Regions from separate parts of the Homo sapiens genome. Here region 2 is linked to region 1. The links are chromatin loops, found by intact Hi-C in ENCODE. Cell type or tissue: PC-9. All regions are shown on one strand. Each heading gives the region's core, and the rest is flanking DNA. Links, peaks and the distances in the headings are about the cores only. Region 1 has its middle 7.7 kb from the start of CLDN4. Region 2 overlaps MLXIPL (MLX interacting protein like).

What was found. A loop is a pair of places that touch in the nucleus more often than their neighbours do. Peaks named below come from ENCODE experiments on the same cell type or tissue, not always from the same donor. Only the 100,000 strongest peaks of a DNase experiment are listed, where the experiment ranks them.
Region 2: a loop joins it to region 1, with 1.8 times the contacts of the local background. A loop is called at or near these places in 2 of 110 quality-filtered maps.

Annotation. Positions count from the first base shown.
Region 1 is chr7:73,817,267-73,829,299 of GRCh38, reverse strand. No RefSeq gene overlaps it. Among named protein-coding and RNA genes, the nearest start is that of CLDN4, 7.7 kb to the left of the region's middle. RefSeq lists enhancers at 807-1,101, 650-1,297, 1,298-1,945, 5,849-7,048, 8,843-9,421. In PC-9, for the core only: no CTCF peak of the experiment used is centred there; DNase peaks (open chromatin) are centred at 4,139 and 6,649; H3K27ac peaks cover 5,721 bases.
Region 2 is chr7:73,582,185-73,594,217 of GRCh38, reverse strand. MLXIPL (MLX interacting protein like) reads left to right here. Exons shown (of 17, transcript NM_032951.3): 17 at 235-1,016. The coding sequence ends at 353. Among named protein-coding and RNA genes, the nearest start is that of TBL2, 9.6 kb to the right of the region's middle. RefSeq lists enhancers at 5,647-6,147, 6,148-6,648. In PC-9, for the core only: no CTCF peak of the experiment used is centred there; a DNase peak (open chromatin) is centred at 6,257; H3K4me3 peaks cover 515 bases; H3K27ac peaks cover 1,236 bases.

The sequences.
Region 1 (12,033 bases), core at 2,437-10,436:
TAAAGCAATCAGTGAGTACCCATGGGAGGTATTTGAGATGGATCTGTTGACCGGCTAATGAAGCACAGGGCAGGCTGGGACAATCTAGCATGGTCCACCTGTGTTACAGACGGGAAGTTGAGGCCTGGTATTGTGGTTAACTCTATACACATCCGTCTTCCCTGCTAGCCTGGGGCTCCTAGAAGACAGGAACAATGCCTTCTGCAACCTCAGTGCCCAGCATCTGGCTTGATACATCACAGATGCTCAAGAAATGTGAGGAGTGGTTGCTGCGGCTCATGCCTATAATCCCAGCACTTTGGGAGGCCAGGATGGGAGGATCGCTTAAGGCCAGGAGTTTGAGGCTGCAGTGAACTATAATCGCACCATTTCACTCCAGCCACGGGCAACAGAGCAAGACTCTGTCTCAAAAGAAAAGAAAAAGAAATGTTTGGGCCGGGTGCAGTGGCTCACACCTGTAATCCCAGTACTTTCGGAGGCCAAGATGGGCAGATCACGAGGTCAGGAGTTAGGCCAACATGGTGAAACCCCATCTCTACTAAAAAATACAAAAATTAGCTGGGTGTGATGGCGCACGCCTGTAATCACAGCTACTCAGGAGACTGAGGCAGGAGAATCGCTTTAACCTGGGAGATGGAGGTTGCGGTGAGCCAAGATCGCGCCATTGCACTCCAGCCTGGGTGATAGAGCGAGACTCCATCTAAAAAAAAAGAAAAAAAAAGACATGTTTGATGATGGAAAGAACGAAGCATTCTCCAGTTTCAAATCACACTCCTATACCTTGACCCCCATCATAGGCACACACACCAAAGCAAACAGAGATGGTTTCTGCCCAGACCACGCCTCCCTGGGGCTTTCTTTACAAGGCTCCCTCTACACACAGAGCCTATGGGCTGAATAACACCAGAGATAAGTAACATCATGATTGGCGATAAGTGCTTTCCTGGAGATGACCTCATCACAGCCTCCTGCCAGTCAGCAGGGCAGGGACTTTTATTGCCTTGGCTCAAAGGAGTACACTGAAGCCCAGAGAAGGCCAGGGCCTTGCCCAGGACGGGTGGGCACTCCAGCATGGGTGCCTCCTTCCCCAGGTGCCTCTTACCTGTGGTCCCAGCCAGGTAGCCTTTAACAAGCTTTCTGAGTAGACACGTGACTTGGCCAGATGGCCAGAACCTGCCCCCCCCAACCCCCCGCCCGCCTCCTGCCCCCCCGGCCCCCGGCCCCCGCCCTGCCACTTCCTGCCCTTGCTTTCCTGGGACACAGCCAAGTGCCACTTGGAGAAGCAGGCATGGGGGAGGGGAGCATGCAAGCCCTACAACAGTCCACCTGTGGCCCTAAGAAGCTGTCCTTCCCTCCCAGGCATAGCCACGCGTATCGGGAGCTGAGAGCAGGGAGGGGTTGGGGGTTGAGGAGAGGGCAGGTACAGAGGCTCCAGGCATAGAGCAGACACAGGGCAGGGGAAGAAGCACAGAGCTCACGCAGGGCTAGGGGACCCAGGTGTGAAGGAGAGGCCAGAAGGATGTCCTTGGGGATCAGCCAGTAGCTCAGCACAAGTGGAGCTGGAGAGAGATTTGTTGATGCTTTGTTGATGCCAAGAGACCGTTGGCTCAGTCCCACCCACCTGCTGCGGGAAAAACACCAGCAAAGGCAAGGTGCTTCTCTCCTCTCCGCTCCAGCTCCCATAGCCCTAAGGCAGAGGAAAACAAGGAAATTTACCTCTAGGCCTGCATCTGGCCCTCTTCCCAAAGCCCGAAGATCTTTTACAGGAACACCTTATAAGACATCTGCCATTCATCACCTTGGTTTTGGGGTCAGAGAGTACAGGGTTGGCACTCATTTATTTTCTTTTTCTTCTTTATAACATGCACTGTGTGATTTTGTGCTGACAGAATTGGATCACGTGCTTTTTTTTGTTTTTTGTTGTTGTTTTTTGTTGTTTTTGTTGTTTGTTTTTTGTTTTGAGACAACACGATCTCTGCTCACTGCAGTCTCCACTTCCCGGGTTCAAGCAATTCTCATGGCTTAACCTCCCGAGTAGCTGGGAGTACAGGCGCACACCACTACGCCCAGCTAATTTTTGTAGTTTTAGTAGAGACAGGGTTTCAGCATGTTGGCCAGGCTGGTCTCAAACTTCCAGCCTCAGATGATCTGCCCGCCTCGGCCTCCCAAAGTGCTGGGATTGCAGGCGTGAGCCACTGCGCCTGGCCACACCTGCTGGTTTCTATCAAGGATAAAAACCACCAGATCAGCTCACCCATCTCTGCCCACCCCATAAACCATCTTTCCAGCCCAGGAACCATCTCTGAGCCACAGCTTCCTCCTTTGTAAAAATGAGGATGTTGCACCCCCTCCAGGATCAAAAACAAAAACAGACGTGAAATGAGATGGGGATGTGAAAATGCTTCATGAGCCAAAAAGCTCAGGACAAAAGCTGGGAAGCTGTGTATCCATAAGCCATCCTACCAGCCCTGTGACCTTGGAGAAGCCAATTCCATCTCTGAGCCCCAACTTCCTCCTTTGTACAATGAGAACACTGGGGCCCACTCCCCAGTCTGAGATACACATGAAATGAGAGAAGGAAGTAAAAATGCTTTGTGAGCCAAAAAGTTTAATAACAAGAGGAGGGAGCAAAGTTCCGTACGCAAAGCAGCTGCTGCGCAGTTCGGATCCTGATCATAACAGGTGGGAGCTAGGACTTTTCAGACCCCTGTCCCCAGAGTTCCAGGGGCTTGGCCAAGTCCCCAGTTGTTTTGTTTTGTTTTGTTTTGTTCTCTTTTTTTGAGACGGAATGTCGCTGTCACCCAGGCTATAGTGCAGTGGTGCAATCTCGGTTCACTGCAACCTCTGCCTCCCAGGTTCAAGCGATTCTCCTGCCTCAGCCTCCCGAGTAGCTGGAACTACAGGTGCTCGCCACTACGCCCAGCTAATTTTTGTAGTTTTAGTAGAGACAGGGTTTCAGCATGTTGGCCAGGCTGGTCCCGAACTTCTAGCCTCAAGTGATCTGCCCTCCTCAGCCTCCCAAAATGCTGGGATTGCAGGCGTGAGCTACCCCGCCTGGCCCCAAGTCCCCAGTTGTAACACACACACATGCAGCTTGCCCTGAGTTCAGCTCCCTGGGAGTCCCTAGCAAAGGGGCAAAAACAAAGTCTCCCTTCTAACCCCAAGCTCCCGCTGGCATCTGAGCCCCAGGGCCAGTGATGGACCACTGTCCTGCAGCCAAAAAGATCTCTGTGAGCTGAGCAGTCTAGCTCCCAGAGCCCGTACTCCACGTCTTCTGGGAACAGGAAGACTAAAGCCAGGGAAGCCAGTGTATATTAAATTGATTCCTAGGGCGGACACAGTGGCTCACACCTGTAATCCCAGCACTTTAGGAAGCTGAGGTGGAAGGATCACTTGGGCCAAGAGTTCTAGACCAGCCTGGCCAACATGGTGAAACCCCGTCTATACTAAAAATTAGCTGGGCATGGTGGCGTGTGCCTGTGGTCGGGAGCTGCTCGGGAGACTGAGGTGGGAGAATCGCTTGAACCCAGGAGGCAGAGGTTGCAGTGAGCTGAGATCACACCACTGCACTCCAGCCTGAGCGACAGACCAAGATCCTGTCTCTTAAAAAATAAAAAACAGTAGGCCGGGCACGGTGGCTCACGCCTGTAATCCCAGCACTTTGGGAGGCGGAGGTGGGCGGATCACGAGGTCAGGAGATTGAGACCATCCTGGCTAACATGGTGAAACCCCATCTCTACTCAAAATACAAAAAATTAGTCGGGCATGGTGGTGGGCACCTGTAGTCCCAGCTACTTGGGAGGCTGAGGCAGGAGAACAGCGTGAACCTGGGAGGCGGAGCTTGCAGTGAGCCGAGATCACGCCACTGCACTCCAGCCTGGGAGGCAGAGTGAGACTCCAACTCAAAAAATAAAAAATAGTAAAGGATGGAATTTTTTTCTTTCTTTAGGCAACAAGATCCTATTTCTTTCTGAAGTCCTTGAGCTCAGATTGGAGTCCTGGCACCAGGCTGAACAGGAGAGTCCCTGGCCCTCAGCCTGACCGCCCACACCAGCGGACCATCCACCCCCTCGGCCTGGTGCTGGGTGATGGCAGGCCTGGCTGACCAGTCTGGCGAGACTGGCTGAGCGGGTGCTGCCCCCAGGTTGGGCACCACGTGGGCCGTGGGTGGGGGCGGTGGCCACCTCTGGGGTTTCTTCTAAGGAAGAGAAGAAAGACCATACTGATGCCTCCTGGCTGGAGTCCCAGGGTCTGGCACTTCTGGTGGCAAGGATGGGGAGAGGGGCTGAGCAAAGGGAGGGGACTCGGTGAGAGAGCTTAGTTAGAGAGACTCAGAAGAGATGACTGTGTGAAGGGGAGGAGGCTTACACAGGGGACAGGACTTAGAGGACCGTTGTTAAATTACTTTACCCCAAATCGGTGCATCGATTTCAGTTTATGTCTGTCAGTTTCAAAACACCTGGCCAGGCATGGTGGCTCATGCCTGTAATCCCAGCACTTTGGGAGGCTGAGGCAGGAGGATTACTTGAGGCCAGGAATTCAAGACCTACCTGGGCAACATAGTGAGACCCTTTTTCAAAAACAAATTTTTTTTTTTAATTAGCCAGGCATGGTCGCATACACCTGTAAATCCCAGCTATTCGGGAGGCTGAGGCAGGAAGATCACTTAAACCCAGGAGTTGGAGGCTACAGCGAGCCATGATCATGCCACTGCACTCCAACCTGGGTGACAGAGCAAGACCTCATCTCTAATAAATAAATAATTAGCAAGCCCGTATTTACCGTGACCTTCAGCATTCCCACCATCCTACCCAGCTGTCCAGCCCTTCACAGGCCATTCCCCCACTTCACAGGGAGGTCCATAAACCCTCCTTCCCACCCACCTCCCCGACTCCCTCCGGCTCCCGCCTCCTCACTTCAGGGCAGTCCTGTCTCTACTGGATTTTACTCCAATTTCCCAGAGGCGAGGGAGGAAGAGGACCTAAGGGCGGTGGAATTCCTGAAGACCCTCTAATCTGATGGAGGAGTCAATCCTCTCCAGCCCCACCCCTCCCTCTCCCCATTCAGGGCAGCCTCCTCCTGCCAGGCACCTCTGCCCTGGCCTCTCAGGGAGCAAGCCAGCCAGTAAACCATGTTTTGAGCACCTGCTTCGGGGCCAGGCACTAACCTAAATGCCTTCGGATAACATTGAATAACAGGAAGTCATTTTATCTCACTGCAAAACAGTGCAGGGGCATCATTGTTGTTCTCTTGTTTTTGTTTTTAAGACATGAAGTCTCGCTCTGTCACCCAGGCTACAGTGCAGTGGCACAGTCGTAGCTCACTGAAGCCTCAAACTCCTGGGCTCAAGAAAACCTCCACCTTCAGCCTCTGGTGTAGCTGGGACTACAGGTGTGCACCACCACACCCAGCTAACTTCTTATTTTTTTGTAGAGACAGGTTCTCCCGATGATGCCCAGGCTGGTCTCGAACTCCTGGCCTCAAGAAGTGATCCTCCTGCCTCAGCCTTCCAAAGTGCTGGGATTGCAGGTGTGACCATGCCTAGCCCATTCCCATCTTAGAGATGAGAAAACTAAGGCTCTGGGAACTGATGTGACATTCCAGGGCCACCAGAATAATGGCAAGACTGGTATCCACACCCTGCCTAATGTCTGATTCTGGGGCTCATCCTCTACCCCTACTCTCCTATTTATTACTCTTCGTCTTTTTTTATTCCTTCATTCTTTCTGGAAGGACATGCTGAGCGCACTGGGCCAGGCCCAGGGCTGGCATGGAGCTCATCAGGGTGTAATCAGGCCAGCCTGAATTTAAATAAACAGCTCCCACGCAGGGAAAACAAGCTCTGTGTGAGCACTGGAGAGTGAAAAATCAACTCTACCTGGGGCACACCAGGCAGGATTCCTGGAGGAGGTGGCAGGTGGAGAGGAGACCTGAAGGGTGAGTAAAAGCTTAGAGACCTATGAAGAGGAGAGAGCTCTCGCAAAAGGAGAGTAGCAGGGACAAAAACGGGTGTGTGTGTGGGGAGGAAGTATCTGTGGAAAACTCAACTTGAGGAGTCGGAAGCCAGACAGGTGAGGGAATAGGGCTGGAAAGTAAGTTGGGAGCATCGGTGTGGGCCTCAAGGGCGCAACCCAGGAGCTTGGGTTAATTGGAGGGAGAGTCAGGAGGGTGGCCTTGCTGTGGGCTGGGTGATGGAGGACAGAGGAGGTAGGGCTTCACTGGGAGGGTGTCCCTGTCTCAGGACCAACCAGGACTCCCAGAGAAGCCCCCCTGGTCCCAGGCCAGGACAGGTCTTGTCACCAGTAGGCAGAGCAAGGAGCTGGGATCGTCCTATCCTGCTTCCTCTTGGAATATCGGAGGATGCCAGAACACAGAACCCAGAAGCCGGGCACACCCCTGAGGATGACGGTTTACAGAGAAGCTGTCTGCTTCTGTGACACACCAAGAGGCTGAGAGAAACCCGCACGCTGACCAGGAGACTCCTAGGTCGGCAGCCCATGAGTCAGCAGTGACAGAGCCAGGGACAAAACCAAGGAATCCGGGATCATCAGCACCATCTCACCCCATTTCGGGGTGACTCAGAGATCGTATTATCCCTCCCGGCACAGAGGCCCCAGGCCTGGCCTCTCTCCTGCCCTGTGTCCCCGCCCCATCTCTCCCACGTCTCCCAGCATGGATGGGTGGACACCAGCCACGCCCTCTCCTGTCACACACAGATACTAATCTCTTGCCTTCTCAGAGCCCAAGAAGTCCAGCTGCCAGATCTTTGCCCTATTGCCAGGTGTACCTACTGACCCAGCCCTGCCGGAGCCCTCATTCCCTGCCAGCTCCCATGTCTGGATCATCTCAGGCCCCTGGAAGGGCACACCCCTCTCTGACCTGTCCCCTCCCCTGGGGAGCAGGAGGCAGGGTGGGGCCAGGAGCAGCCACACTGGTGATTAGGTTTGAGCTTTGTAATTTTTCAATTTTTTTTTTTTTTTTTTGAGGCAGAGTCTTACTCTGTCACCCAGCCTGGAGTGCAATGGCGCGATCTCCACTCACTGCAAGCTCCACCTCCCAGGTTCAAGCGATCCTCCTGCCTCAGCCTCCAGAGTAGCTGGGACTACAGACGCCCGCCACCATGCCCGGCTAATTTTTGTATTTTTAGTAGAGACAGGGTTTCGCCATGTTGGCCAGGCTGGTCTCAAAATCCTGACCTCAAGTGATCCACCCGCCTTAGCCTCCCAAAGTGCTGGGATTACAGGCGTAAGCCACCACGCTCAACTCAATGCTCTTTTTATATCAGGGCGTAAGCATTGTGGCTTGAGCTTTTGAAGTGTGCTTCAGCGCTCACCCACAGCACTCATCTCCCACCTCTTTTCCTCCCTCCCTCCCTCCCTTTATGCTTTCTTGCTTCTCTCCAACTGAGCAGGGGGAGTGTGGATGCCCAGGGGCCTGCCAGCTGCCACCCAGTTGGTGTCACTACCCCCCCAGCATCAGTCTCCATCCCCATGTCCCCATACAGGCTGGCTCTCCTCACCCACATCCGTGCAACAAGCATCCATGTTTATTTTCTTTCAGTCAATTTCATTCCCATTCTTTGCCATCTCAGCAGGCTGGCAGAGAACTCACAGTCAGTCCTTCCTGTAGCTCCCACTCTGACCTGGATATATGCGGTCCCAGGACATCAGGAAGGGAAGGCCCTCACTTGTCCCATCAGCCATTGCCAAGCTTTGGCTGCCATAAAAACCTCCAGGCTTCAGTTTGTGTGATGTCTTCAGGGCCTGGGGCTCACTGGCCTTGCAGTCACACTGAGGAATCAGAAATCACTGGTGGGACCAGACGAGGTGGCTCACGCCTGTAATCCCAGCACTTTGGGAGGTCCAGGTGAGAGAATCACTTAAGGTCAGGAGTTCCAGACCACCCTGGGCAACATAGCAAGACCCTGTCTCTACAAAAAAAAAAAAACAATTTTTTTAAAGATTTTAGGCCGGACGTGGTGCCACACAACTGTAATCCCAGCACTTTGGGAGGCCCAGGTTGGTGGGTCACTTGAGGTCAGGAGTTCGAGACCAACCTGGCCAACGTGGCGAAACCCCGTTGCTACTAAAAGTACAAAAATTAGCTGGGCGTGGTGGCATATGCCTGTAGTCCCAGCTACTTGGGAGGCTGAGGTGGGAGAATTGCTTGAATCCAGGAGGCGGAGGTTGCAGTGAGCCAAGATCACGCCACTGCACTCCAGCCTGGGCAACAGAGGGAGACTCCGTCACAAAAACAAACCAACCAACCAACAAAAAATTAAAATAGTTGTTATTGGGGTCTTTGTGAATAAAACAAAAATAAAATGGAGGCCGGGTGTGATGGCTCATGCATGTAATCCCAGCGCTTTAGGAGGCCGAGGTGGGCAGATCACAAGGTCAGAAGTTAGAGACCAGCCTGGCCAACATGGTGAAACCCTGTCTCTACCAAAAATACAAAAAATTAGCGGGGCATAGTGGAAGGCACCTGTAATCCCAGCTACTCAGGAGGCTGAGGCAGGAGAATCACTTAAACCCGGAGGCAGAGGTTGCACTGAGCTGAGACTGCACCACTGTGCTCCAGCCTGGGCAACAGAGCGAGATTCTGTCTCAAAAAAATAAAATAAAATGGAAAAAAAAAGAAGAAACAAAAAAATCTGTAATCCCAGCACTTTGGGAGGCCAAGGCGGGTGGATCACCTGAAGTCAGGAGTTCAAGACCAGCCTGGCCAAATGGTGAAACCCCATCTCTACTAAAAATACAAAAATTAGCTGGGCATGGTGGCGCACGCCTGTAATCCCAGCTACTCGGGAGGCTGAAGCAGGAGAATTGCTTAAACCCAGGAGGCGGGGGTTGCAGTGAGCCGAGATCGGGCCACTGCATTCCAGCCTGGGCGACGAGCAAAACTCTGCCTGAAAAAAAAAAAAGTGTTTTTTTTAGTTTAAAAGAAGTTTTTAAACTCCAAAAAATGTATGCAGATACTTCTGCCCTCATGGCGGGGAGAATAACATGAGTATGGGCTGTACAGGGTGACTTCGTTCCAAGGGGTGCAGCACAGGAAGGGTAACATTACAGCGGAGAAAGCTGGCAATCACTGCCCCAGCCAGGAGATCAAAGTCAACATCAGTAGTTATTTGTCATGCTAATAATCTATACTCGTGATAGAATGTAAAGCAAATGGCACTTTACCTGTGATCTTTCTCCTAAAAACCCATAATCCTAATCTAATCATGAGAAAAACATCAGACAAATCCCAAGACAGGAGCATCTGCGATATAGCTGACCAGCACTCCTAAAACCTGAAGATCGTCATAACAAGGAAAGGCTGAGACACTGTGGCAGCCAAGAGGAGCCGTCGTTACGTGATGACTAAATGTCACCTGGTGTCCTGGGTGGGCTCCTGAAGCAGAAACAGAACACTGGGGAAGAGCCATAGAAATCAATATATGTAAACGAATGCAAATATGTGTAAATAAATGTAAATAGTATGTAAGTAAGTGTAAATTGTATGTAAATAAATGTGATATGGGATCCCAGATGAGATCCTGGAACAGAAAAAGACCATTAGATAAAAAACTGTGTGGCTGGGCAAGGTGGCTTACGCCTGTAATCCCAGCACTTTGGGAGGCTGAGGAGGGAGGATCACTTGAGGTCAGGAGCTCGAGACCAGCCTGGGCAACATGGTGAAACCCCGTCTCTACTAAAAGTACAAACATTAGCCAGATGTGGTGGCGGGTGCCTGCAGTCCCAGCTACTCGAGAGGCTGAGGCAGGAGGATTGCTTGAACCCGGGAGGCGGAGGTTGCAGTGAACTAAGATCACACCACTGCACTCTAGTCTGGGTGACCGAGCCAGACTCTGTCAAAAATAAATAAATAAATAAACAAAAAAACCTGTGGCAATCCATATAAAGCATACACTTCAGTTAATAACATTGTATCAATATTGATATCAACATTGGTTCATTAACTGAAACAAATAGGCAGTATTAATGTAAGATTTTAATAGTAGGAGAAAGTGTGGGGATACACAGAACTCTGTATGATCCTCTCAATTTTTCTATAAATCTGAAACTGTTCTTAAAAATAAAGCCTGTAGGCCAGGCCCAGTGGCTCACGCCTCTAATCCCAGCACTTTGGGAGGCTGAGGCAGGCAGACCACCTGAGGTCAGGAGTTCGAGACCAGCCTGGCCAGCATGGTGAAACCCCGTCTCTACTTAAAATACAAAAAAAATTAGCCAGGCGTGGTGGCAGGCATCTGTAATCCCAGCTACTCAGGAGGCTGGGGCAGAAGAATTGCTTGAAACTGGGAGGCGGAGGTTGCAGTGAGCCGAGATTGTACCACTGCACTCCAGCCTGGGCAACAGAGCGAGACCTGATCTCAAAATAATAAATAAATAAAAATTTAAAAAATAAATTAAAAAATAAGAGCTGGAAGAAAGAAAGAAGAGGCCGGGAACAGTGGCTTGAGCCTGTAATCCCAGCACTTTGGGAGGCTGAGGTGAGAGGATCTCCTGAGGTCAAGAGTTTCAGACCAGCCTGGCCAACATGGTGAAACCTCGTCTCTACTAAAAATACAAAAATTAGCCAGGCGTGGTGGCACTCAACATAGTTCCAGCTACTCAGGAGGCTGAGGCACAAGAATCACTTGAACCTGGGGGGTGAAGGTTGCAGTGAGCCAAGATCGTGCCACTGCACTCCAGCCTGGGCAACACAGCAGACTCCATCTCAAAAAAAAAAAGGAAGAAAGGAAGGAGGGAGGAAGGGATGAAGGAAGGAAAAAGGGAGGGAGGCAGGGAGGAGGGAGAAAGCAAGGGAGGGAGAGAGAAAGGAAAGAAGGAAGGGAAGGAGGGAGGGAGGAAATCAAAGGAAGAAAGGAGGGAAGCTGAGCCCCAGCCTCACCTCCTCTAGGGAGACTTCCTGGCTTCTGCTTGGGCAGTAAAGGGGCATTGAAGGAGCCAGCGGGCAGGACTCAGTACTCAACGTTGCTCAAGTTCCAGAACCTCTGGTGGAGAATGTCCTGTTCATAGGAGATGCATGCTGAAGTTCTGGACAGTCAATTGTCATGATGTATTCATCTAGCTTTCAAATGGTTCAGGAAAAAGCGAAGTGCGTGTATGTAGGGAGAGAAGAGATAGACTGCAACCATAGTAATGTTAGCGTTTGGTGAACTGGAGCAAAGGGCATCTGAAAGTTCACTGGACTATTCCTGCAACTTTTCCGTAGATTTTTTTTTTTTTTGAGATGGAGTCTTGCTCTGTTGCCCAGGCTGGAGTGCAGTGGTGTGATCTCGGCTCACTACAACCTCTGCCTCCCAGGTTCAAGTGATTCTCCTGCCTCAGCCTCCCGAGTAGCTAGGATTACAGGCGCCCACCACCACGCCTGGCTAATTTTTGTATTTTTAGTAGAGACGGGGTTTCACCATGTTGGCCAGGCTGGTCTTGAACAACTGGTCTCAAGTGATCCGCCCACCTCGGCCTCCCAAAGTGCTGGGATTACAGGCTCAAGCCACCGCACTCAGGCTTCTGTAGCTTTTTAAGTTTTTCTTTTTTCCTCTTTTTTTTTTTTTTTTTTTGATACAGGGTCTCACTCTGTTGCCCAGGCTGGAGTGCAGTGGCGCCATCTTGCCTCACTGCAACCTCAACCTCCCCAGGCTCAGGTGGCCCTCCCACCTCAGCCTCCTAACTGAGACTACAGGCACATGCCACCACACCCAGCTAATTTCTGTATTATTTGTAGAGATGGGGTTTTGCCATGTTGGCCAGGCTGGTCTTGAACTCTTGGGCTCAAGCAATCCACCCACCTTGGCCTCCCAATGTGCTAGGATTACAAGTGTGAGCCACTGCGCCCAGCCAGCCTGGTTTTAAGTTTGCAAAATAAAAACTGGAGAGAAAAATTAAGAAGGGGAGAGTCAGGTGAGTGAGTAGGAGGAACTCACCTCCTAGGTGGAAAAACATGTGGCAAAGGCCCGGAGGCATGGGAGAGCTGGGGTAGGACCTGGGGCCTGGGAGGTGTGGCTGAAAGAAGGTGAGAGAGGGC
Region 2 (12,033 bases), core at 1,640-9,639, 230 kb after region 1:
CATTCCACCCTGCTTAGATCCCACATCCAGCTTGCCATCAACACAGCCTAGGGTTGTGGCCACCCCGCATCCCCCAGATGGTCCTCTGGCCACCAGACGCCTGTAGACAGAGGTTCTAGGAGGGGGTGACAGTCTTGCCAACTAATACCTCCCCCTATCCCTTTGGTTCCACATCCAAGGGTAGGGCCCTGACCCCAGGAAGTGTCTGTCTCTCTCTCTCTGTCTCCCACCCAGCTGTCCTGAACTCCCTACGCCAGCTGGGCACATCTACCAGTATCCTGACCGACCCGGGCCGCATCCCTGAGCAAGCCACACGGGCAGTCACAGAGGGCACCCTTGGCAAACCTTTATAGTCCTGGCCAGACCCTGCTGCTCACTCAGCTGCCCTGGGGGCTGCTTTCCCTGGGCACGGGCTCCAGGGATCATCTCTGGGCACTCCCTTCCTGCCCCAGGCCCTGGCTCTGCCCTTCCCTGGGGGGTGGAGCAGGGTCCAGGTTTCACACTTGCCACCTCCTGGAGGTCAAGAAGAGCAGAGTCCCCGTCCCTGCTCTGCCACTGTGCTCCAGCACCGTGACCTTGGGTGACTCGTCCGCTGTCTTTGGACCGCTGTGTTTCAATCTGCAAAATGGGGATGGGGAAGGTTCAATCAGCAGATGACCCCCAGGCCTTGGCAGCTGTGACATTGGGGGCCTAGGCTGGCAACTCCGGGGGCTCAACGGTGGAAAGAGGAGGATGCTGTTTCTCTGTCACCTCCACTTGCTCCCCGACAGGTGGGGCACAGACCTCTGTTCCTGAGCAGAGAAGCAGAAAAGGAGGTTCCCTCTCTCTGCTCCTTCACTGCTGACCCAGAGGGGCTGCAGGATGGTTTCCCCTGGGAGAGGCCAGGAGGGCCTGATCCCAGGAGACACCAGGGCCAGAGTGACCACAGCAGGGCAGGCATCATGTGTGTGTGTGTGTGTGGATGTGTGTGTGTGGGTTTTGTAAAGAATTCTTGACCAATAAAAGCAAAAACTGTCTGCTGGTTTGTTGGTGTGCTGGTCAGTGTCTCACACTGGGATGGAGAGAGAGCCTGTTGGCAGTGGGAAGTGGCTTTGCAGAGGGCCTGGGCATTTACTCTGAGCTGGAAGCAGCTGGAGGGCTTTGAGTGGAGGTGGGACAAGATCAGATGTAGTGGTGGCGAGCGCCTGTAGTCCCAGCTACTCAGGAGGCTGAGGCAGGAGGATCGCTTGAGCCCAGGAGTTCGAGGCTGCAGTGAGCTATGATAGCACCACTGCACTGTAGAGTGGGCAACAGAGTGAGACCCTGTCTCAAATAACAACAACAAAAAAGGCTGGGCACAGTGGCTCACACCAGTAATCCCAGCACTTTGGGAGGCCAAGGCGGGAGGATCATAGACCTCATCTCAGTAATAAAAAAGAGAAAAATAAATAAAAGAAAATCGGATGTAACTTTTTTTTTTTGAGACGGAGTCTCGCACTGTCACCCAGGCTGGAGTGCAGTGGCCCGATCTCGGCTCACTGCAAGCTCTGCCTCCTGGGTTCATGCCATTCTCCTGCTTCAGCCTCCCAAGTAGCTGGGACTACAGGCACCCGCCACCACGTCCAGCTGATTTTTTTTTTTTTTGTATTTTTAGTAGAGACGGGGTTTCACCGTGTTAGCCAGGATGGTCTCGATCTCCTGACCACGATTGTGATCCACCCACCTCAGCCTCCCAAAGTGCTGGGATTACAGGCGTGAGCCACCGCGCCCTGCCAGATGTAACTTTAAAAAAAAAAATTTTTTTTTTTTTGAGACAGAGTCTCGCTCTGTTGCCCAGGCTGGAGTGCAGTGGCGCAATCTCGGCTCACTGCAACCTTCGCCTCCCGGGTTCAAGCGATTCTCCTGCCTCAGCCTCCTGAGTAGCAGGGATTACAGGTGCGCACCACCATGCCCAGCTAATTTTTGTATTTTTAGTAGAGACGGGGTTTCACCATGTTGGTCAGGCTGGTCTTGAACTCCCGACCTTGTGATCTGCCCTCCTCAGCCTCCCAAAGTGCTGGGATTACAGGTGTGAGGCTGCCGCGCCCAGACAAAAAAATTTTTCTTATAAGAATAGAGTCAGCAGCCGGGTGTGGTGGCTCACGCCTGTAATCCCAGCACTTTGGGAGGCCGAGGCAGGCGGATCACAAGGTCAGGAGTTCGAGACCAGCCTGGCTAATATGGCAAAACCCGGTCTTTACTAAAAATACAAAAATTAGCCACATGTGCTGACACACGCCTGTAATCCCAGCTACTCAGGCTGGTCTTGAACTTTTGGGTTCAAGCAATGCTCCCGCCTTGGCCTCCCAAAGTGCCAGGATTACAGGCATGAGCCATGGCGTCTGGCCAGATGTAACTTTTTTACAGGAATCCCCTGGGTGCTGAGTTGAGACTAGGTGGATGCAGGGAGACCAGTTAGAGGACAGTTGCAGTCATCCAGGTGAGAGGTGATAGATTTGCTTCCTGGAGCTCCTCCCTCCATGGCCAGGAGACAGTTTGGAGAGGCTCGCTACCTTCAGAGTTGGAAGAAGGCAGAGCTGGGACCAAGGAGTGGAACCGACAGGGCATCCACTGGAACCACCCAGAAGGAGAATGTGCTCCCTTGGCGGGGCAGGTATGGAGGGTAGTGACCTCCCCGCTATGAGAGGTATGCATGCAGAGAGTGGATGGCCACTTAGTTGGGATGTCTTAGAAAAAACTGACAGCGGCCTGTGCGGTTGCTCACGCCACCCAACACTTTGGGAGGCCGAGGCGGGTAGATCACCTGAGGTCAGGAGTTCCGGACCAGCCTGGCCAACTTGGTGAAATCCCGTCTCTACTAAAAATACAAAAAAAATTAGCCGGGCATGGTGGCAGGTGCCTGTAACCCAGCTACTCGGGAGGCTGAGGCAGGAGAATCCCTTGAACCCAGGAGGTGGAGGTTGCAGTGAGCAGAGATTGCGCTACTCCACTCCAGCCTGGGTGACAGAGTGAGACTTCATCTCAAAAAAACATAAAAACAAAAAATAAAAAAACTGATCCTTCAGATGGGGCTGGGGTAGAAGGCCTCAGAGGCCCCAATATTTACTGAGTGCCTGCTATGGACTAGGCTGTGGTCTTGGCTCTGCAGATGCTGTTCACTACAGTATCTCTCTCTTTGTGGAGCTGACATTCCAGCCTGGCATGTTGGAATCCTCTCACGTTTCAGACCTTCTGGAGACATTTGCAGGACTGATGTATTCATGTTTATTTTTCATAGAGACAGGGTCTTGCTATGTTGCCCAGGCTGGTCTCACACTCCCTACCGCAAGTGATCCTCCCACCTTGGCCTTAGGCTTCCTGAAGTGCTGGGATTACAGGTGGCAGCCACCGTGCCTGGCCCATTTGCAGGATTTAAACAGCCTAAAGTATCTTCCATAGGTTTTCAGTTTCTCTCGTTCGTGCATAAGAAGAAGGAGAATCGCTGCCCGCAGATCTAGTATGGACTATGTGCCAAGCACTCCTATAAGCACTTTAGATTTTTGTTGTTGTTGTTATTTTTATTTTTAGTAGAGACAAGTTCTCACTAAGTTCCCCAGGCTGGTCTTCAGCTCCCAAGCTCAAGGGATCCTCCTGCCTTGGCCTCCCAAAGTGCTGAGATTACAGGCATGAACCACCACACCTGGCCACTTTATGTATATTAACTCACTTAATCCTCACAACACCTACCTCGTAGGCTTGCTGTGAGAACCTAAAAGGGTAAATATACACATATAGAGATTTACAGATTTATACATATATTTATAAATCTGTAAAATGGGGATAATAATTATATATTATATATATATTATGTTTGTATATTATGTTTAATAATATACAAAGATTATATTTATACATTATATTTAATATATTTTTATATATTATATTATATTTATAGTTTATATAAAATATGTATGAGTTAATATATATTCTACATATAAAGATATAGATTATATATAAATTTTTATATAGAGAATAAAGATTAAATAATTATATGTTAATCTATATATCTATATAATCTTTTTTTTTTTTTTTGAGACGGCGTCTCGCTCTGTCACCCAGGCTCGAGTGCAGTGGCGGGATCTCACCTCACTGCAAGCTCCGCCTCCCGGGTTCACACCATTCTTCTGCATTAGCCTTCCAGTAGCTGGGACTACAGTTGCCCACGACCACGCCTGGCTAATTTTTTGTATTTTTAGTACAGACGGAGTTTCACCGTGTTAGCCAGGATGGTCTCGATCTCCTGACCTCGTGATCCGTCTGCCTTGGCCTCCCAAAGTGTTGGGATTACAGGCGTGAGCCACTGCGCCCAGCCATATCTATATAATCTTTATATATAATATATAATATTACATTAATTTATATATTACAATTTGTATAACCTATACAATCTTTATATACAATATACTTTATATATTATATATAATATTTATATACAATATACTTTATATATTATATAAATCTTTATATACAATATACTTTATATATTATATATAATCTTTATATATTATAAATATATAGTTTTATATTTATAATATATAAATATATTACATTTTATAACTATATAGTTTTATATTTATAATATATAAATATATTACATTTTATAAAAATATATTTTTATATTTATAAAACCATATAAATATATTTTTATATTTATATTAATAAAACTATATAAATATATTTTATATTTATATTAATAAAACTATATAAATATATTTTATATTTATATCAATAAAACTATATAAATATATTTTATATTTATATCAATAAAACTATATAAATATATTTATATTTATATCAATAAACATAAATATATTTTATTTTTATATTAATAAATATAAATATATTTTATTTTTATATTAATAAATATAAATATATTTTATTTTTATAATAAATATAAATATATTTTATTTTTATATTAAATATAAATATATTTTATTTTTATATTAAATATAAATATATTTTATTTTTATATTAAATATAAATATATTTTATTTTTATATTAATAAATATAAATGTATTTTATATTTATAATATAAATGTATTTTATATTTATAATATAAATGTATTTTATATTTATAATATAAATGTATTTTATATTTATAATATAAATGTATTTTATATTTATAATATAAATGTATTTTATATTTATAATATAAATGTATTTTATATTTATATTATAAATGTATTTTATATTTATATTATAAATGTATTTATATTATAAATGTATTTTATATTTATATTATAAATGTATTTATAATATAAATACATTTATAATATAAATATATAATAAATATAAATATATAAATATATAAAATATATTGTTTATAATATATAGATTATATATAATATATAAGTTAAATATATTATATTTAATTTATATCTAATTTATCTATAAATTATATATAATATATACTTTAACAAATAAAGTACATATTTGTTTATAATGTATAAATATATTATAAATATATAATATAATTTATTATATATTATAATTAATATAATTATATATTACGATATAAATACATAATTATAATATAGTATATATGTATAATATATAATATGTAATATATAATTATATATTATAAATATACAATATAATTATATATACGTATTAAATACATATAAATATAATTATATATAATAGATAATATATATAATTTATAATATATATCATATAAATTATATATAATATATAATATAATATATAATATAATATATAATTATATATTATAATATATATAATATATAGTTATTATTCAGAGTTAGAAGAAGGCAGAGCTGGAACCGAGGCATGGAAGCTACAGGGCATTATATATATTTTATATATATTATATAATTATATACATTATATATAATATATATTATAAATATATAACACTATGTAAGAATGAGAATGAGTTGTAATAATTATCAGCATCCCCATTTTACGGGTGAGAAACTGAGACACAGACAGTTTCGGTCCCTTGACTCAGCTTGCTGGGCTGGTAAGCAGCCCAGCAGTGCCCACCCAACTGCCTTCGTCTGCCGTTGGCCGCTTCTCTGCTGTGACGGTGGCAGGTGCGCCCAGCCTTTCACGCATGCTCTTTGCTGCTGCAGACAGGCTGGCCGTGGCTCACCGCAAGGGAGGGTCCAGGCAGTGTATACGCTGCTGTTTTCACTCCCACGCGGCCAGAAGTTCCCCATCAAACATCCCCTTGACCCCGTGTCCCTTCCAGATGGCTTCTTCCCTTGAAAGAGTCATCTACACGTGCTCACTCTCCCTCCTCTCTTCCCTCTCCCCTCTTGGCTCCCCACGTTTGGGCTCCTCCTCCACCCTCACACCCCAGCTTCACCCCTGCGCTGACTCTGCTGTCACTGAGCTCACCTCTGACTGACCCGCTCCTTGCGAAATCCAGTGCCTGCTTCATAGTGCTATTCTGGTTTTTCTGCGGCCCTTGGGCCTCCGTCTTAAACCACTCTTTCCCTGGGAGTCCAGAATTCTCGGCCAGGCTCGGTGGCTCATGCCTGTAATCCCAGCACTTTGGGAGGCCAAGGCGGGAGGATTGCTTGAGGCCAGGAGTTAGAGACCAGCCTGGGCAACATAGTGAGACCCCATCTCTACAAAAAAATTAGCTGGGTGTTATGACATGGGCCTGTACCCCCAGCTACTCGGGAGGCTGAGCCCAGGAGTTCGAGGCTGCAGTGAGCTATGATTGCGCCACTGCACTCCAGCCTGGGCGACAGAGAGAGACCCTGTCTCAAAAATACAAAAAACAAAACAGAATTCTTGCCAAGCTCTCCTTTCCTCCTCCCTGCCAATGCCCTCCCAGGTCCTGCTGTGTGAGCCTCTTTCTAGGCCTGTCCCTTCCTTAGCCATTCCCTTCTTGCTCTCTGGCAAGCCCCAGGCCATCTCATCCCCTTCAGCCTCTCTGCAGAGGACCCCGACTCTGTATCTGCCTCGCTGTCTCCCCAGAGCTACACAACTACATGTCCGACCATCACCCTAACTTCTCCCTCTGAGCGCTCCGCAGCTCCCTTAACACTGACGGATCCCAATACAGAACTCACCACTTCCATAATCTTCCCACTCAAACCTGGTCCTCCAAGTGTGCCCCAGCCCTGGCACAGGCACCACCACCCGGACACTTGTGCAAGCTGGAAACCATCATCTTCAGCTCCTCCACACACCCCGCTGCCCTGCGCTAGCTGTCACTGAGGACGGAAGCCTGGCCAATTGAACATCTACCTTCATAGCCACCGCCCTGGTCCAATAGGACATCGCCTCTTCCATACATGTGCATTAGCCTCCTGTATCCCTTACAGTGAACAGCTTCTCAAACTTAAACATGCATTAATTATTAATAATGTGGGCCAGGCATGGTGGCTCACGCCTGTAATCCCAGCACTTTGGGAGGCCAAGGCTGGTGGATCACCTGAGGTCAGGAGTTCGAGACCAGCCTGGAAAACATGGTGAAACCCTGTCTCTACTAAAAATACAAAAAATTAGCTAGGCTTGGTGGCAGGCGCCCGTAGTTCCAGCTATTCGCGAGGCTGAGGCAGGAGAATGGTGTGAACCCGGGAGGCGGAGCTTGCAGGCTTGCAGTGAGCTGAGATTGCGCCACTGCACTTGAGCCTGGGCGACAGAGCGAGACTCCATCTAAAAAAAAAAAAAAAAATTAGCCTGGCGTGGTGGGCACCTGTAATCCCAGCTACTCAGTAGGCTGAGGCAAAAGAATTGCTTGAATCTGGGAGGCGGAGGTTGCAGTGAGCCGAGATCACGCCACTGTACTCCAGCCTGGGCGACAGATGAGACTCTGTCTCAAAAACAAATAAAATAAAATAAACGTGGTGGCTTTACTTTTTTTTTTTTTTTTTTTTTTGAGACAGGGTTTCATCCTGTCACCCAGACCAGAGTGCAGTGGTGCAAACGCAGCTCACTGCAGCCTCAACCTTCTGGGCTCAAGTGATCCTCTCACTTCAGCCCCTGCCAAACGCTGGGATCACAAGCATGCACCACCAGGCCTGGCTAATTTTTAAATTTTTCGTAGAGACTCTACAGACTTTTTTTTGTCTTGTTATATTGTCCAGGCTGGTCTCGAACATCTGGCCTCAAGCCATCCTCCCACCTCTGCCTCCCAAAGTGCTGGGATTACAGATGTGAGCCACCATGCCCAGCCAGTATGATGTTTAGACATCAGCATCTTCAAAGTGATTCCAATATGGAGCCATGGTCAAGAACCACTGTAATAGAGGCTTTGAGCTGCAAATTACATGTAGGGGTTCAAATTAGTTTAAATCAGTGCTTCTTAAACTGTACCATGCATCAGGATTAACTAGAGAGCTTGTTAAGGATCAGCTAGAGGGCCAGGCAAGTGGCTCACACCTGTAATCCCAACACTTTGGGAGGCCGAGGCAGATGGATCACCTGAGGTCAAGGGTTCAAGACCAGCCTGGCCAACTTGGCGAAACCCTGTCTACTAAAAATACAAAAATTAGCTGGGTGTGGTGGTGTGTGCCTGTAGTCCCAGCTACTTGGGAGGCTGAGGCAGGAGAATCGCTTGAACCCAGGAGGTGGAGGTTGGAGTGAGCTGAGATTACACCAATATACTCCATCATGGGCGACAGAGCAAGACTGTCTCAAAAAAAAAAAAAAAAAAAAAAAAGTACAGCTTGCTGGGCCCCACCTCCAGAGTTTCTGACCAAGTAACAGGTCTGGGATGGAGTCTAAGAATCTGCATTCCTGGCTGGGTACGGTGGCCTGTAGTCTCAGCCACTCAGGAGGCTGAGGCAGGAAGATCACTTGAGCCCAGGAGTTTAAGGCTGCAGTGAGCTATGATTGCACCACTGCATTCCAGCCTGGGCCACAGGGTGAGACGCTGTCTCAAAAACAGAATTTGCATTCCTAGTGCTGCTGGTCCAGGGACCTCACTTTGAGAACCACTACTTAAACAAGGTGGAAAGTTACCATTTCACCTAATGTAGAGAGGCCAGAGGTAGGGAGGACTCCAGACAATACAAGTTGGAGCTCGTGTGCTTCAGTTGTTTCTTTGGCTACTGTTTGCCTCTGACAAGGCCAGGCTTCAGGGCAGGTGTTCGAGGTGCTTTGTGATCCAACCCTGCTTTCCCTCCAGCCTCATTTCTCTCCATAGCCTCCCTCCCCTCACATCCCTAAAAGTCTTCAATCTCCAGTGGTACCTGGGACTCATCTTGCTTTGCTCTTGAAAGGTGTGATCAACCCATGAGGGAGGCAAGCTTAGGGATTCCTGTCTCTTTTTCTTTTCTTTTTGCTTTTTTTTCTTTTGTTGGAGACAGAGCCTCGCTCTGTCACCCAGGCTGGAGTGCAGTGATGCAATGTCAGCTCACTGCAACCTCCACCTCCCGGGTTCAAGTGATTCTCCTGCCTCAGCCTCCTGAGTAGCTGGGATTACGGATGTGCACCACCATGACTGGCTAACTTTTTGTATTTTTAGTAGAGACAGAGTTTCATCATGTTGGCCAGGCTGGTCTTGAACTCCTGCCTCAAGTGACCTGCCTGCCTTGGCCTCTCAATTTTCTTTTTTTTGAGACAGGTCTGTTGCCTGGCTGGAGTGCAGTGGCATGATCATAGCTTACCCACAGCCTTGAACTCCTGGACTCAAGCGATCCTCCTCCTGCCTTAGCCTCCTGAGTAGCTGGGACTAGAGGTGTGCACCACCACACCTGGCTAATTTTTTTTATACAAATGGAGTTTTGCTACTTTGCCCAGGCTGGTCTCAAACTCCTGGCCTCAAGTGATCCTCCTGCCTCAGCCTCCCACAGGCTGCGATTATAGGCATGAGTCGCTGTGCCTGGCCTCCTGTCTCCTTATTTACTTCTATTTTTTTTTCTTTTGATGGAGTCTTGTTCTGTCGCCCAGGCTGGAGTGCAGTGGCACAATCTTGGCTCATTGCAACCTCTTCCTCCTGGGTTCAAGTGATTCTCCCACCTCAGTCTCCTGAGTAGCTGGGACTACAGGCGCGTACCACCACGCCTGGCTAATTTTTGTATTTTTAGTAGAGACAAGGTTTCACCATATTGGTCAGGCTGGTCTTGAACTCCTGACCTCAAGATGATCCACCCACCTCGGCCTCCCAAAGTGCTGGGATTACAGGCATGAGCCACCGTGCCCAGTCAGAATCAGTTACTTCCACCTCCGTACCTCGGCTGGTTCTCGCTTTCCATGTAGCACTCCCTCGTGCTGTTTCACCTGTCTAAATGCCCATCCCTGAAGCTACAGTCAAGTCTCACTGCCCCTCAAGATCCATTGGCAAGTCCCCTGCTTCCTGATGCATTCAGCTTTCCTGAGTCCCGCTGTGTGTCCTCAGTTGTCCTTCCACGTATCAGTCTTGGCTTCCAACTGGGCTACATAAAACTTGAGAGTAAGAGCAAGGCCACGCCACAGCCAGAGTGGCTTGCTGGGAGGAGCATGGATTTTTTTTTTTTCTTTTTTGAGACAGGATCTCACTCTGTAGCCCAGGCTGGAGTGCAGTGGTGTGATCACAGCTCACTGCAGCCTCAAACTCCTGGGCTCAAGCAATCCTCCTGCCTCAGCCTCCTGAGTAGCTGGGACTACAGGCATGCACCACCACGCCTAATTTTTTTACTTTGTAGAGATGGGGTCTCACTTTGTTGGCCAGGCTGGTCTCAAATTCCTGGGCTCAGGTGATTCTCCTGCCTCAGCTTCCCACAGTGCTGGGATTACAGGCGTGAGCCACAGTGCCCTGCCCGAGTATGGATCCTGTAGTAGACCTGGGTTATTTCCCTTGCTTCCTTGTTGACCTTGGGCATATTATTTGATGTAAGCCTAGTGTTTCTCTCCATCTGCTTAAAAATTAAAATTATAACATGGCCTGTCTTAAAGGCCAACTGAATTCAAGGATATGAAAGAATTTGGTAGCCTCAACTGAGCTGTACAAAGAGAGGCTACTCTTTCTTCCTCTTACCCCACATCCACAGATTGCAGCCAGACAGGACATGTATTTGTCCCCAGGCTCACTCTCCACCTGTATGACCTTGGGAAAGTCACTTAACTTCCTAAAGCATCAGTCTCCTCATCTGTGAGAAGGGAATGTGAGCAAGTGAAATGAAACGCAAAGCTCCTGGATCAAACAGGTGCAGTGGCTCACTCCTGTAATCCCAGCAATTTGGGAGGTTGAGGGCGGGAGGATTGCTTGAGGCCAGGAGTTCTAGAGACCAGCCTGGGCAACATAGCAAGACCCTGTCTCTACAGAAAATTCAAAAATTAGCTGGGTGTGGTGGTGAGCACCTATGGTTCCAGCTACTTGGGAGGATGTGGTGGGAGGATTGCTTGAGCCCAGGAGTTTCAGGCTGCAATCAGCTGTGATTGCGCCACTGCACTCCAGCCTGGGCGACACAGTGAGACTCTCTTTATTAAAAAAATGCTCCTGGATCAATAAATGTCACATGCAAAATGCTTGGTAAATGAAATTCTTCTTAAAAGTGCATCTTTGGCCAGGCTTGGTGGCTCACGCCTTTAATCCCAGCACTTTGGGAGGTTGAGGCGGGAGGATCACTTGAGTTCAGGAGTTCGAGACCAGCCTGAGTAACATGGTGAAACCTTGTCTCTACAAAACACACACACAAAAATTAGCTGGGTGTGATGGTGCATGCCTGTAGTCCTAGCTACTTGGGAGCTGAGGCAGGATGATCGATTGAGGCAGAAGGATCACTTGAGCCCGGGAGGCGGAAGTTGCAGTGAGCCGAGATCATGCCATTGCATTCCAGCCTGGGCAACACAGTGAGACTCTGTCTCAAAATAAATAAATAAATAAATACTTTGAAAAGTGTAGCTTGTCTGTAGATGGTGTGAAGAAAGTGGCTTATGGCTGGGCCCACAGTCCTAAGTAGCAAGATAGGGAGGACAAGCCTCAGGATGCTCTAGACACCCCCTCGCACCCCTCCCTACCCCACTGCCCACAGCTGAGTCAATGCCAGTTTCCCGCAAAGGACAAAAGGGAAGGAAATGAGGCTGCTCCATTTGCTCTCTGACTGGATCCA